3 separate regions of the Homo sapiens genome follow, and all the other regions are linked to region 2. A link is a contact called in ENCODE Hi-C or POLR2A ChIA-PET data. All regions are on one chromosome and are shown on one strand. Each heading gives the region's core, a stretch centred on a gene start or an enhancer-like site at or near the end of the contact. The rest is flanking DNA. Distances are from core to core; before and after follow the strand shown.

The links. Hi-C counts contacts between places; a loop is a spot of excess contacts on that map. ChIA-PET counts read pairs that join two places held with the same protein, here RNA polymerase II (POLR2A). Pooled maps may share reads with other maps.
Region 1: a loop to region 2 is called in a map with no recorded cell type, with 8 times the contacts of the local background. The contact joins the promoter of MTHFD2 here to the enhancer-like site in region 2. A Hi-C loop is called at or near these places in 2 of 37 single-sample maps with no recorded cell type and 3 of 50 pooled maps. POLR2A ChIA-PET finds 5 or more read pairs at or near these places in 2 of 52 experiments (BJ and activated B cell).
Region 3: a map with no recorded cell type shows a loop between it and region 2 (6-fold over the local background). The contact joins the promoter of MOB1A here to the enhancer-like site in region 2. A Hi-C loop is called at or near these places in 1 of 37 single-sample maps with no recorded cell type and 3 of 50 pooled maps. POLR2A ChIA-PET finds 5 or more read pairs at or near these places in 2 of 52 experiments (BJ and activated B cell).

The regions. Positions count from the first base shown.
Region 1 is chr2:74,196,848-74,200,555 of GRCh38, reverse strand. It overlaps MTHFD2 (methylenetetrahydrofolate dehydrogenase (NADP+ dependent) 2, methenyltetrahydrofolate cyclohydrolase), which reads right to left and starts at 1,941. Exons shown (of 8, transcript NM_006636.4): 1 at 1,814-1,941. The coding sequence starts at 1,914. RefSeq lists silencers at 1,183-1,272, 1,403-1,682, 1,873-2,012 and an enhancer at 1,721-2,279.
Region 2 is chr2:75,430,086-75,433,988 of GRCh38, reverse strand. No RefSeq gene overlaps it. Among named protein-coding and RNA genes, the nearest start is that of EVA1A-AS, 92 kb to the left of the region's middle. RefSeq lists enhancers at 423-582, 613-692, 893-1,162, 1,173-1,252 and a silencer at 733-822. Within about 2 kb of position 2,113, at least 3 of the 41 ENCODE cell types and tissues checked have a DNase peak (open chromatin) inside an H3K27ac peak, as active enhancers do.
Region 3 is chr2:74,176,896-74,180,807 of GRCh38, reverse strand. It overlaps MOB1A (MOB kinase activator 1A), which reads left to right and starts at 1,929. Exons shown (of 6, transcript NM_018221.5): 1 at 1,929-2,147. The coding sequence starts at 2,134. RefSeq lists a silencer at 2,168-2,357 and an enhancer at 2,221-2,904.

The DNA of each region.
Region 1 (3,708 bases), core at 692-3,191, 1.2 Mb after region 2:
AAAAAAAAAAGAATGCAGACTCATATTTTTAAAAGGATACAACTTTTTAAAAATAAGCAGTATTTAAAAATAAACAGTATTTTAAAAAATAAGCAGCAGTAAGAAAGCAATATGTGGGAATTGTAAATAGCAAATGTGCAGTACAGATAATATGGATTGCTTTCAGAGATGTGGATGAAGCTTACTTGTTCTTTCAGAAAGGTAGTGAAAAGAGCATTTGTTATTGGAGAGTGTAGACAAACTGGCCCAGTTCTTTAGGTAATGAATGAGAGCATCTTTATAAATCTCTTTTGGACCATGGAAGCCTAGGAAAGGTCTGGTCCACAGTCACATGAGGCCAGCACTCAGGAAGAGGGAGAAGGGGAGAAAACACACAGTAACGAAACATGGGGGAGGTCAAGAGTCAGACCAGGGAAAACCCTGAAAGTCCCCTCCCACGTTTTCCTTCAAGAACTCATTGCTCCAACAAGCAGCGCCTTTGAAATATTTCTAACAGCATTTCCGCACTGACTGGAAATTACACGCGTGTTCTGCCCCTTGTCAGGAACATGAGCTCCATTAAGAACAGTTTTTCTCATCTTTGAATTCGCACAGCTTGGCATAGTGTCTGGTACACAGTGAACGTTAGATGAAAAAAAGAAGGGGCTGATGTTGTAAGGTGCAGGGCTCTAACAATGCCAACAATGCCAGCGCTCTAATGACCGACCAAATCACCTTCCCAAGGAAACCCAAAAATGCAAACAGAGCTTTTCCTTTCCTCCTCCCCTGTATATTTTTCCCAATTTTGTTATTGTGGTAAAATTCACATAACATAAACCTTATCAACTTTTTTTTTTTTTTTTTTTTTTGAGACAGGGTCTCGCTCTGTCGCCCAGACTGGAGGGCAGTGGTGCAATCACGGCTCACTGCAGCCTCGAACTCCTGGGCTCAAGCGATTCTCGTGCCTCAGCCTCGGCGCGTGTCACCACGCCCGGCCCATCTTAACCATTTTTAAGTGCAGTTCAGTGGTATTAAATACGTTCATATGTTGTGCAACCATCACCACCATCCATCTTCAGAACTCTTCATCTTGTAAAACTGAAATTCTGCAAGTACCGCTGAAATATGGGTACTTGTCACTCTCCATTCCCCCTTTCCCTAAGGCCCTGGGAGCCTCCCGGATGTTTGCCACCTCTATGTACGCAGCCCGGCACTGACAGGCTCTGGTGGGCTGCAGCCAAAGCTAGGGTGCCCAGAGTCCGTTCATGTTCCTGGCAGAGCGGAGGCAGCGCGGGCCACTCCCACCGGCGGAGGGAGGAGGGCGGCGCGGGGACCCCGAGCAAGTCGGCTCCGCGATTTCATCAGCTGCAGCAGCGCCCTCCGCCGCTAGGGTCCCCGCAAGGACAACTCGCCGAGGGCTGCTCTTTTGGAACCCTCGCCTGTTCTCCCCCAGACGACTCTCAGCATCCCAGCCAGAGGCGGCCGGCGCTGTCGGAAGGCTCCGCGTAAACTGATGCCTTCGCGTTCCGCACGCCACCCCCGTCCCGCCCGCCGACTGGCCACGGGCCCCGGCGACGCCCCGAGTCGCAGGAGAGCGGCTCCCTCCGAAAGGCGGGCTTCGGGTACCAGCCCTCCGCGCCGAGGAAGCGCCCCAGTCGAGAGCTGCGGCGGCGCTCGGTGCCACGTCGCCCCGCCACACCCCTCAGCGGCCACCACCGCCGGGGCGGAGATGTTCGGGAAGGACTTCCCTCGGTGTCCCTCGGGGGCCCGGCGTGCCCCTCGCCCTCCGTTCCCCTCAGCTTTCCGCGCTGACCGAGCTCTGTGACCCTCTTACCGAACTGCCGCGAGGTGGAAAGGGCGAAGGCGAAGGGAGCAGCTGTGCGCGGGCTGCAGCAGCCGGGCAGCCAAAGCAGACATTAGAGAAGTCGCAGCCATAGACCGCGCCGGTGACTGCGCCGGGAGGGAAGCGCGCGCGCGGGCCACGCGGTTATACTGCGGCCTCGTGGCAGGCCCCGCCTCCCTCCGCCACCCATTGGTCCCTGCCGCATGCCACTGGCTGTCTGTTGAGCCAGGTGGAGCCGAAGGGGCCAACCGGTTTTCTTTATTAAACGTAAGCGAAGTCCGAAAGAGCCCTGCTTTTGATTGGAGCCAGAAGAGCCTGGAGCGAGGTCCTGTAAGGCGCTGAAGCCTCGGCAACGTGCCATGATAGGCTGAGGAAGTCAAACTCCTGCCTGACGCCGCTAGTGTCACCGAAGGCCGGACAACACAAGAGAAAAGTTCATTCATTCATTCGTTGAACAATTATATGAGCGCCTACTGTGTGCCAAGCACTGTAAAGGGTGGATGAAAAGACAAGCTGATAGAATGCCAACGAACAGAAGTAAAAGGAATGATGGAGTTAGAAAATCACCATTTTCCAAAATCAGTACATGGTGGCGCGTGACTACAGTACCAGCTACTGGGGAGGCTGAGGTGGAAGGATCACCTGAGTTCAGGAGGTTGAGGCTGCAGTGAGCTGAAGGCGCGCCACTGCACTCCAGCCTGGGCGACGAGAGTGAGACCATATCTCAAAACAACAACAAAAAAAGTAAAATCATAAAAGATATTCAGAGACAGACGTCAGGGTTGCATGTGCAACCCTGATTCAGAAGCAGCAATAGATGTCAAAACAACTGGGTGAAAGTTGGATGAGGAGCAAGATATTTACATATAGGGTTGCCAGATCTAGCAAATAAAAACACAAGATGCCCAATCAAATCAGAATTTTAGATAAACACTTTGGGAGGTCATATTTATACTTTATTTATGGCTTATCTGGAATTCAGATTCAACTGGGCTTCCTGTATTTTTTCCCGCAAACTTTTTGCATAGTCTCAAAGTATCTCTCCCGCAAGGAAACTTAAGGAGGGCAGGGCGCGGTGGCTCACTTCTGTAATCCCCAGCTCTTTGGGAGGCCAAGGCGGACGGATCACCTGAGGCCAGGAGTTCGAGACCAGCCTGGCCAATGTGTTGAAACCCCCGTCTCTACTAAAAACACAAAAAATTATCTGAGCATCGTGGCGGACGCTGTAATCCCAGCTACTGGGGAGACTGAGGCATGAGAATCGCTTGAATCTGGGAGGCAGAGGTTGCAGGGAGCCGAGACTGTGCCACTGCACTTCAGCCTGGGCAACAAAAAGACTCTGTCTCAAAAAACAAAACAAACAAACAAAGAACAGGGGAAACCAATCCTGTCAACACCTTGACCTTTACTTCTAGCCTCCAGGAAGGAAAGGAAAATGGTAAATTTACAGTGAAGAAACATGACAGTTACTGCTTCAACCACGTGATCAAAGTTAGCACCACCCAGTAAGGGAACACACATATATGCCTTCTGATAGGATCCATTGAGGAGACACATCACTTCGTAGCTCTTAACAAGTCTGTAAATTTAATAAGGTGATTTTCCTAAACCAATGAGTCTCCTAAAAACGGTTACAGATTCCTCATTTCACATTGAGAAGAAAGATCACAGACCTAGAATGTTAAAACTGTCCAGGAAAAAAAACAGTTGTAAAGCTTTGGAACACACTAGTAGATCTTAATCTATTCACAAGGAAATATCAGACAAGCCCAAAGTGAGAGATATTCTACAAGATAAATTGCTTGTACTCTTGACAGCTCCAAGGCCATGAAAGACAAAGAATGAGAAACTGTTCTCCATTAAAGGAGCCTAGGCATGACAGCTAA
Region 2 (3,903 bases), core at 864-3,363:
GCCTGATTGCCCTGGCCAGAACTTCCAACACTATGTTGAATAGGAGTGGTGAGAGAGGGCATCCTTCTCTTGTGCCAGTTTTCAAAGGGAACGCTTCCAGCTTTTGCCCATTCAATATAATATTGGCTATGGGTTTGTCATAAATAGCTCTTATTATTTTTAGATATGTTCCCTCAATACCCAGTTTTTTTAACTGTTTTTAGCATGAAGGGGCATTGAATTTTATCGAAGGCCTTTTCTGCATCTATTGGGGTCTCACCCAGTTGGGTGGCACGGGGAGCAGGACCCATTTAACAAAGCACTTTGGCTGTCCCTTGGTGGAGGGGGTGTGCCATGCTGGGGGGAAACTCACTCGTCTGAGTTGCCCGGATTACTCAGAACTAGCAGGAGGAAAGACTAAGTCTGCTGGTCTGCAGAGAATATAGCCACTCCTCCTCCTAGGAGCTCAGGCCCAGGGACATCAGAGTTCTGTCCCTGAGCCCCTGAATGGAGTTGTTGGAGTTCCTCCAGGGAGGCACCCCAGTGAGGAGGGATGGGTCAGGGTCAGGCCTGAAGATGCACTCTGGCTGCAGTCTGCCACAGCCTGTGTGTTGCCCTGTGAGGAATAACCTCTTAAGACCAAGCCTTCCAGCCTCCCTGGCTCCAGCCAGGGAAAAGTGCAGCCTGGAGCTATAGAGATGGCTGCCACCCTTCCTCTACCCCAAGAGCTTAGTGTATTAGACAGCTAGCAGTCCCATTGTTGGCTGCTGCCCTTCCTCCAAGTCTCTTGGAAGGCTTAGACAGTAGGCGGCTGCCCCTCCCCACCAGGAACTCAGCCTGTTTAAGCAGTTTCTAGCTGAGTGGCTGTTGAGAATCTGCTCAGCTTTGTGGTTTTCTAGGCCCCAGTGGTGTGAGCTCACTAGTGAGATTTTCTAATCTGTGGATTACACAGTTCCATGGGAAAAGCACAGTTTCCCAGGCTGGATAGCACTCTTACTCACCACCTTCCTTGGCTGGGGGGTGGAAGCTCCCCTGTCCTGTGTGGCTCTCAGGTGGGCCACTGCACCATTCTGCTCTTCCTTTCTTTCTGTGGGTCACGCCAGCTGCCTAGGGTCAGTCCTGATGACAGAACCTGCATACCTTGGTTGCCGGTGCTGGATTTGCATGCTGTTTTGGTTCTTTTCAGTGGGAGCGTCTGATCACTGCTGCTTCTAGTTGGCCATCTTGACTGCAGTCATTCTTTCTATCTTAGAGCTTCTGATAGATGTGTAGTAGTATCTCACTATGGCTTTAATTTGCATTTTCCTAATGGCTAAAAACATAGAACATCTTTTCATGTGCTTATTTATCTTCTGTATTTGTTTTTTGACGAAATGCCTTTTCATGCCTCCTGCCCATTTTCTACTTGGATTGTTAGCTTTTTTGTTATTGAATTTGGAGAATTTAAAATATATATATATTCTTGACATTAGTCCTTTGTTGGGCATATGGTTTTAAAATATTTTATTCTCCTCTATGGTTTGCATTCTTATCCACTGTTACAGTTTTTTCTGATTCATTCTAATTCCTAGCCTCTTTCCTTCAATGCTGTCTTCAGAGGTATTTTAGTACCAGGAACTCCTAACATGAAAATCCTTGTAGGATTCCAGTAGAGACTGGAAAATTGTTTATAAAACTGGTAAAATTTACATAAATATCTGGATCTTAGCTTCTCCAAAAGAATCAGGTAATCAGGCAACACTGGTTTGCATTTATTTTGATAACACTCAGAACTCACTTTAGATAGTACTCTCTGAGTTTTCACTTTCTTCACTTTTTCCTGTTGGCTAATAACCAGACTGCTTTATTTACTTCTGTTAGAGTTTGTATATGGTTGGTTTGTCCCACCAAATCTTACATTGAAGTTTGATCCCAGTGTTGGAGGTGGAAACTACTGGGAGGTATTTGTGTCACTGGGGGTGGATCCCTCATGAATAGATTAATCCTTTCTCTGGGGAGGGGTTGAGATGAATGAGTTCTCATACTATTAGTTCCCATGAGAGCTGGTTATTAAAAAAGAACCTAGAGTTTCCTTCTCTCACTTCCTCTCTTACCAGGTGATCTCTGTACACATTGGCTCCCCTTTGCCTTCTGCCATGAGTGAAAGCAGCCCGAGGCTTTTGCCAGATGCAAATGCCCAATCCTGAACTTTTCAGCACTCCAGAATTGTGAGCCAAATAAATCTTTTTTCTTTATAAATTGCCCAGCCTCAAGTATTCTTTTATAGCAGGACAAAATGGACTAAGATGCTTCTTTACCTGCCTAGCCCTGGTAGGCATTAAGATTTTAACCCCTGGCTGACACAGTACAGTTTAAATTCTCTTGCATGATATGGTAGGCTGAATTATGTTCCCCAAAAACACCTAAGTCCTTGTAAAACAAAAATAAAATTCTAACCCCCCCACCCCCACCCCAACCATCTGAATGGACTTCCTCCTCAGCCAGGACACTCTTAAAATTTAACCTGAAAGATTGGTTCAGGCCATTGCAGGAAGTGGGGCTCAGACATGCCTCATTACGCCTCTCTGGCATTAACATCAACACAGACCTTAAGTCTGATAAGAAGTATTTACAATCTATTCTCTCTGAAGCCTGCTACCTGAAGACTTTCTCTGCACACTAAGAACTTTAGTCTCCACAATCCTTTATCTTAACCCAGACATTATCTATTTTCTTTCTATTGATCCCAGGTCTTTATATAAACTCAACCATTTGGCAACCAGAAAATTTAAAAATCACCTATAATCTGGAAGCTCCCCCCAGCCCCCCACTTCAAATTGTCCTGCCTTTCTGAACTGGACTCATGTATTTCTTAAATGTATTTGATTGAAGTCTCATGTCTCCCTAACATGTATAAAACCAAGCTGCACCCCAACTTACACAGCGTCCATGTGAAGAGACCACCACAGGCTTTGTGTGAGCAACAAGGCTGTTTATTCCAGCTGGGTGCAGGCGGGCTGAGTCCAAAAAGAGAGTCAGAGAAGGGAGATAGGGGTGGGGCCGTTTTATAGGATTTGGGTAGGTAGTGGGAAAATTACAGTCAAAGGGGGTTGTTCTCTGGCTGGCAGGGGCAGGGGACATAAGATGCTCAGTGGGGGAGCTTTTGAGCCAGGATGAGCCAGGAGAAGGAATTTCACAAGGTAATGTCATCAGTTAAGGCAGGAACAGGCCATTTTCACTTCTTTTGTGATTCTTCAGTTACTTCAGGCCATTTGGATGTATACGTGCAGGTCACAGGGGATATGATGGCTTAGCTTGGGCTCAGAGGCCTGACACAACCCCCTTGGGCACGTGTTCTCAGGACTTCCTGAGGGCTGTGTGACAGGCTGTGGTCACTCGTATTTGGCACAGAATAAATCTCTTCAAATATCTTACAGAATTTGCCTCTTTTTATTGACATCCTGATTCCTAGAACCTGCAAATACGTTACCTTATGTAGCAAAAGGGACTTTGTTGAGGTTGATTAAGTTAAGGATCTTGAGAGGGGGAATTATCCTGGATTATCTGGATAGGCTTGATGTAATCACAAGGGTTCTTACAAAACAAGAGCAGAAGGGACAGGGTCAGAGACGAGATGTGGACAGAAGCAGAAGCTGAAATTATGCACTTTGTAGACAAAGGTAGAGGCTGCAATTCAAGGGATGCAAATGGCCTCTAGAAACTGGAAAAGGCAAGAGAACAGATCTCCCATTGAATGTCCAGAAGCAGTGCAGCTCTTCTGATACCTTGGTTTTAGCCTGTAAGATCTATTTTGGATTTCTGACCTTCAGAATTGTAAGCTAATACATCTGTGCTGTTTAAGCCACTAAGTGTATGGTAATTTGCTACAACAGCAACAGGAAACTAGCACTCACAGTGTTTAAGTTTATTTACTACCTGACTTCA
Region 3 (3,912 bases), core at 680-3,179, 1.3 Mb after region 2:
ATTACTGGAAACATGAACATTGTGCAGTCAGGTACAGGGCAAACTCCTTTACATTGAGCACCCTGCACCACCATTTGCTGAGCTATGACTGAAGTCTCCCACTATTTTCCTTTTGTTTTCTTCATTCCACCATGGTGGAATGAAGGCGTTGCTTGGCTGTCACTTGGCATTAATACCACACAAAAGCCTGTACATGAATGTTCACGACAGCATTATTAATAATAGACAAAAAGTGGAAACAACCCAAATGTTCCTCAACAGATGAATGGGTAAACAGAATGTGGTATATTCACATAATGGAATATTACTCATCCATAGAAAGAAATAAAGTTTTTTTCTTTTTTCTTTTTTTTTTTTTTGTTTTAGAGACAGGATCTGGCTCTGTCACCCAGGCTGGAGTGAAGTGGCGCCATCTTGGCTCACTGCAGCCTCCATCTCCTGGACTCAAGGAATCCTCCCGCCTCAGCCTCCCGAATAGCTGTGACCACTGGCACACACCATTACGCCTGGCTAATTTTTGTGTTTTTGTAGAGGCGGGGTTTCACCATGTTGCCCAGGCTGGTCTCGAACTCCTGAGCTCAAGTGATCCGCCAGCCTCAGACTCCCAAAGTGCTGGGATTACAGGCGTAAGCCACAACTGTGCCTGGCCAGTAATGAAGCTTTGATACATGCTACAATATGGGTGCGTTTTAAAACATTATGCTAAGTGAAAGAAGTCAGTCACAAAAGACCACATAATGTATGCTTCCATTCACAGTGTATATGAAATGTCCAGATTAGGTAAATCCATGGAAATAGAAAGTAGAGTAGTGGTTGCCAGGGGTTGGGAGGAGGGAGGTGGGTAATAAAGAGTAACTGCTAATAGGTATGGGGTTTCTTTTCGGGGTGATGAAAATGGCCTAAAATTATGGTTAGGCTGGGCGCGGTGGCTCACGCCTGTAATCCCAGCTTTGGGAGGCCGAGGCGGGTGGACCACTTGAGGTCAGGAGTTCAAGACCGAGACCAGCCTGGCCAACATGGCGAAACCCCGTCTTTACTAAAAAAAAAAAAAAAAAAAAATACAAAAATTAGACGGGTGTGGTGGCGCACGACTGTGATCCCAGCTACTCGGGAGGCTGAGGCATGAGAATCACTTGAATCTGGAAGGCAGAGGTTGCAACGGGCCGAGATTGCACCACTGCATTCCAGCCTGGGTTACAAAGTGAGACTCTGTCAAAAAAAAAAAAAAAATTAGTGCTGATGGTTGGCACACTTTGAAAACATAAACAAAGCCGGAGGCAGTGGCTCACACCTGTGATCCCAGCATTTTGGGAGGTCAAACCAGGAGGATCCCTTGAGCTCAGGAGTCCAAGACCAGCTTGGGCAACACAGTGAGACGCTCGTCTCTGCAAAAACTTTGAGAAAATTAGCCGGGCGTGGTGGCAGGCACCTGTGGTCTCAGCTACTCGGGAGGCTGAGGCGAGAGGATCACTTAAGCCCAGGAAGTCCAGGCTGCAGTGAACTGTGAACTCCAGTCTGGGCGACAGAGCGAGACACCTCAGAAAAAAAAAAAAAAAAGAAAGAAAAAACCGAAAAAGACCACTAGAGGGTACATGTTTAAAGGACAGATTTTATGCTATGTGAATATATTTCAAGTAAAAATTAAATTAACAATTTTAAAAATTGCAGGAGTACGCAGCGCTTATAGAGGTCCCTGCATAACCTAGGGAGCGGGATCGAAACCCAGCAGCACCAAGATACTCTAAGAGCAGGACCAGCCACTGCCCCTTCCGCAGGACCGCCATCCTCGCCACGCCTCCGGGGGAGGGAGGTCCTGGCTTGGAGAGCGATGATTGGCCGAGTTCTAGGACGAGGCGGAGCGAAAGGGGGCGCGACAAGTCCCTCCCGGCGCAGCGAAACCTTAGCTCGCGAGATTTTGTTGGTTCCGCATTTCGGGTCTGCGAGGTGGGGTAGGCGGGCAAGGCGGGCGCCGAGGTTTGCAAAGGCTCGCAGCGGCCAGAAACCCGGCTCCGAGCGGCGGCGGCCCGGCTTCCGCTGCCCGTGAGCTAAGGACGGTCCGCTCCCTCTAGCCAGCTCCGAATCCTGATCCAGGCGGGGGCCAGGGGCCCCTCGCCTCCCCTCTGAGGACCGAAGATGAGCTTCCTCTTGTGAGTGGGGTCGGGCCGCGGGCGCCGGGCCTGCGGGCCGAGGTTGTGGGGGAGGCCTCCCCGGACCTGAGGCGAGGGCTCGGCCTGGGGGCCGAGGCGGGGGCGGGGTAGCTGGCGTTTGTTTTGCCTCTGTTCGGGTCCGCGGGGGAGGCCGAGATGTTGGGAGAGGCCGACAGAGATGAAGGTCGAAGTAAAGGAAACGGAGCGTGAAGGCTGGGGAGTAGAAAGGCCCCGGGGCCGTCGCGCCTCCAAACTTTTCCGCCCGAGCGCCCCCGAGGGCGGGGAGACGATCTGGGGGCGGAGCCGCGAGCCCCCAGTTTCTCTTGTCTCGAGCTTCTAGAAACCGTCCTTGCCGACTTAACTCGTTGCTCGGTTATAGGTCCAGTTTCATTATTGTCGGTGTTAAATGCCGCCCCAGGAGAATGTGCGTTGCCGCAGTTTGAGAAGCTTGAAGTTAAGATGCTGGCCTTGGAGTCGGATCGTTCTGTCCAGTTCTGATTCTGCCCACTTACTGGCTTTGATTTTAACCAACTTCTCTTGTCCTCGGTAGAATCCTGTGTTTTTAATCATTATGTAATATACCATACAGCATTATTATATAGTACATTGCAGTATTATAAATAATTTGGAAAGTTAAAACAAATTCATAGTCCCATTGCAGAAACACAGTATTGCCATTTTAGTGCACTACAGCAATTAACTTGATAGGCATACCTTAGAATCTCATTTTAGAGATAATGCCTGAGCCCAACCAAACAAGGCTAAAATGAAAAAGCTTGTAAATTCCCTGATGATTCTTATGCACATTAAGGTTTGAGAAGCATTGCTCTGGCACAGTATTTTTTATTCTCAGGTGTCTCTCTCTACCTTGTATATTGCTTAAATGTGTGTTTTGTGATTGAATAATTATCCAATTTTAGTTATGGATGTAATCCACATGCTTGACATTTTTATTAAATACAATATAAAAACACTATATAGTTTTTTTTTTATTTTTTATAACCAGAGTTTACCCACTTTATTGTGAGAAACTGGGATTCCTTCCAGTATTTACTATTATAAAATAGCACTACTCAGAATATGTTTATCTGCGTCTCATTTTCCTTCCTTTGGGTTATTCTCGTAAATGAATGGTCTCTAAAATACGATTACCTTGTCAAAAAGCCTGTATGATTTAGATTTAACTTCCATATTAATAGAAGTATTCCTCCCTCCTCCACTTTTTTCTTACGAGTTGATATTTAATTAGTGAATGCACAGTTGCTTTGTGGACCTTAATACGAGACTTTTTCTTTTTTTTTATTTTTTGAGACGGAGTTTCGCTCTGTCCTCCAGGCTAGAGTGCAATGGCACGGTCTCGGCTCACTGCAACCTCTGCCTCCGGGGATGGCACGGTCTCGGCTCACTGCAACCTCTGCCTCCCGGGTTCAAGCGACTCTCCTGCCTCACACTCCCGAGTAGCTGGGATTACAGGCGCCGGCCACCACACCTGGCTCATTTTTGTATTTTTAGTGGAGACTGGGTTTCATCATGTTGGCCAGGCTGGTCTCGAACTCCTGACCTCAGATGATCCACTCCCGCACTCGGCCGAGACTTTCTTTTTTTAAAACTTGGCCTTCTTGATGGACACTTGAGTTGTTCCCGCTTTTTGGCCATTATGAATAATGCTGCTGTGAACATATGTGACAGGTTTTTGCGTGGATGTATGTGTTCATATCTCTTGGGTATATACTTAGGAGCAGAATTGCTGGCTTAAGTGGTAACT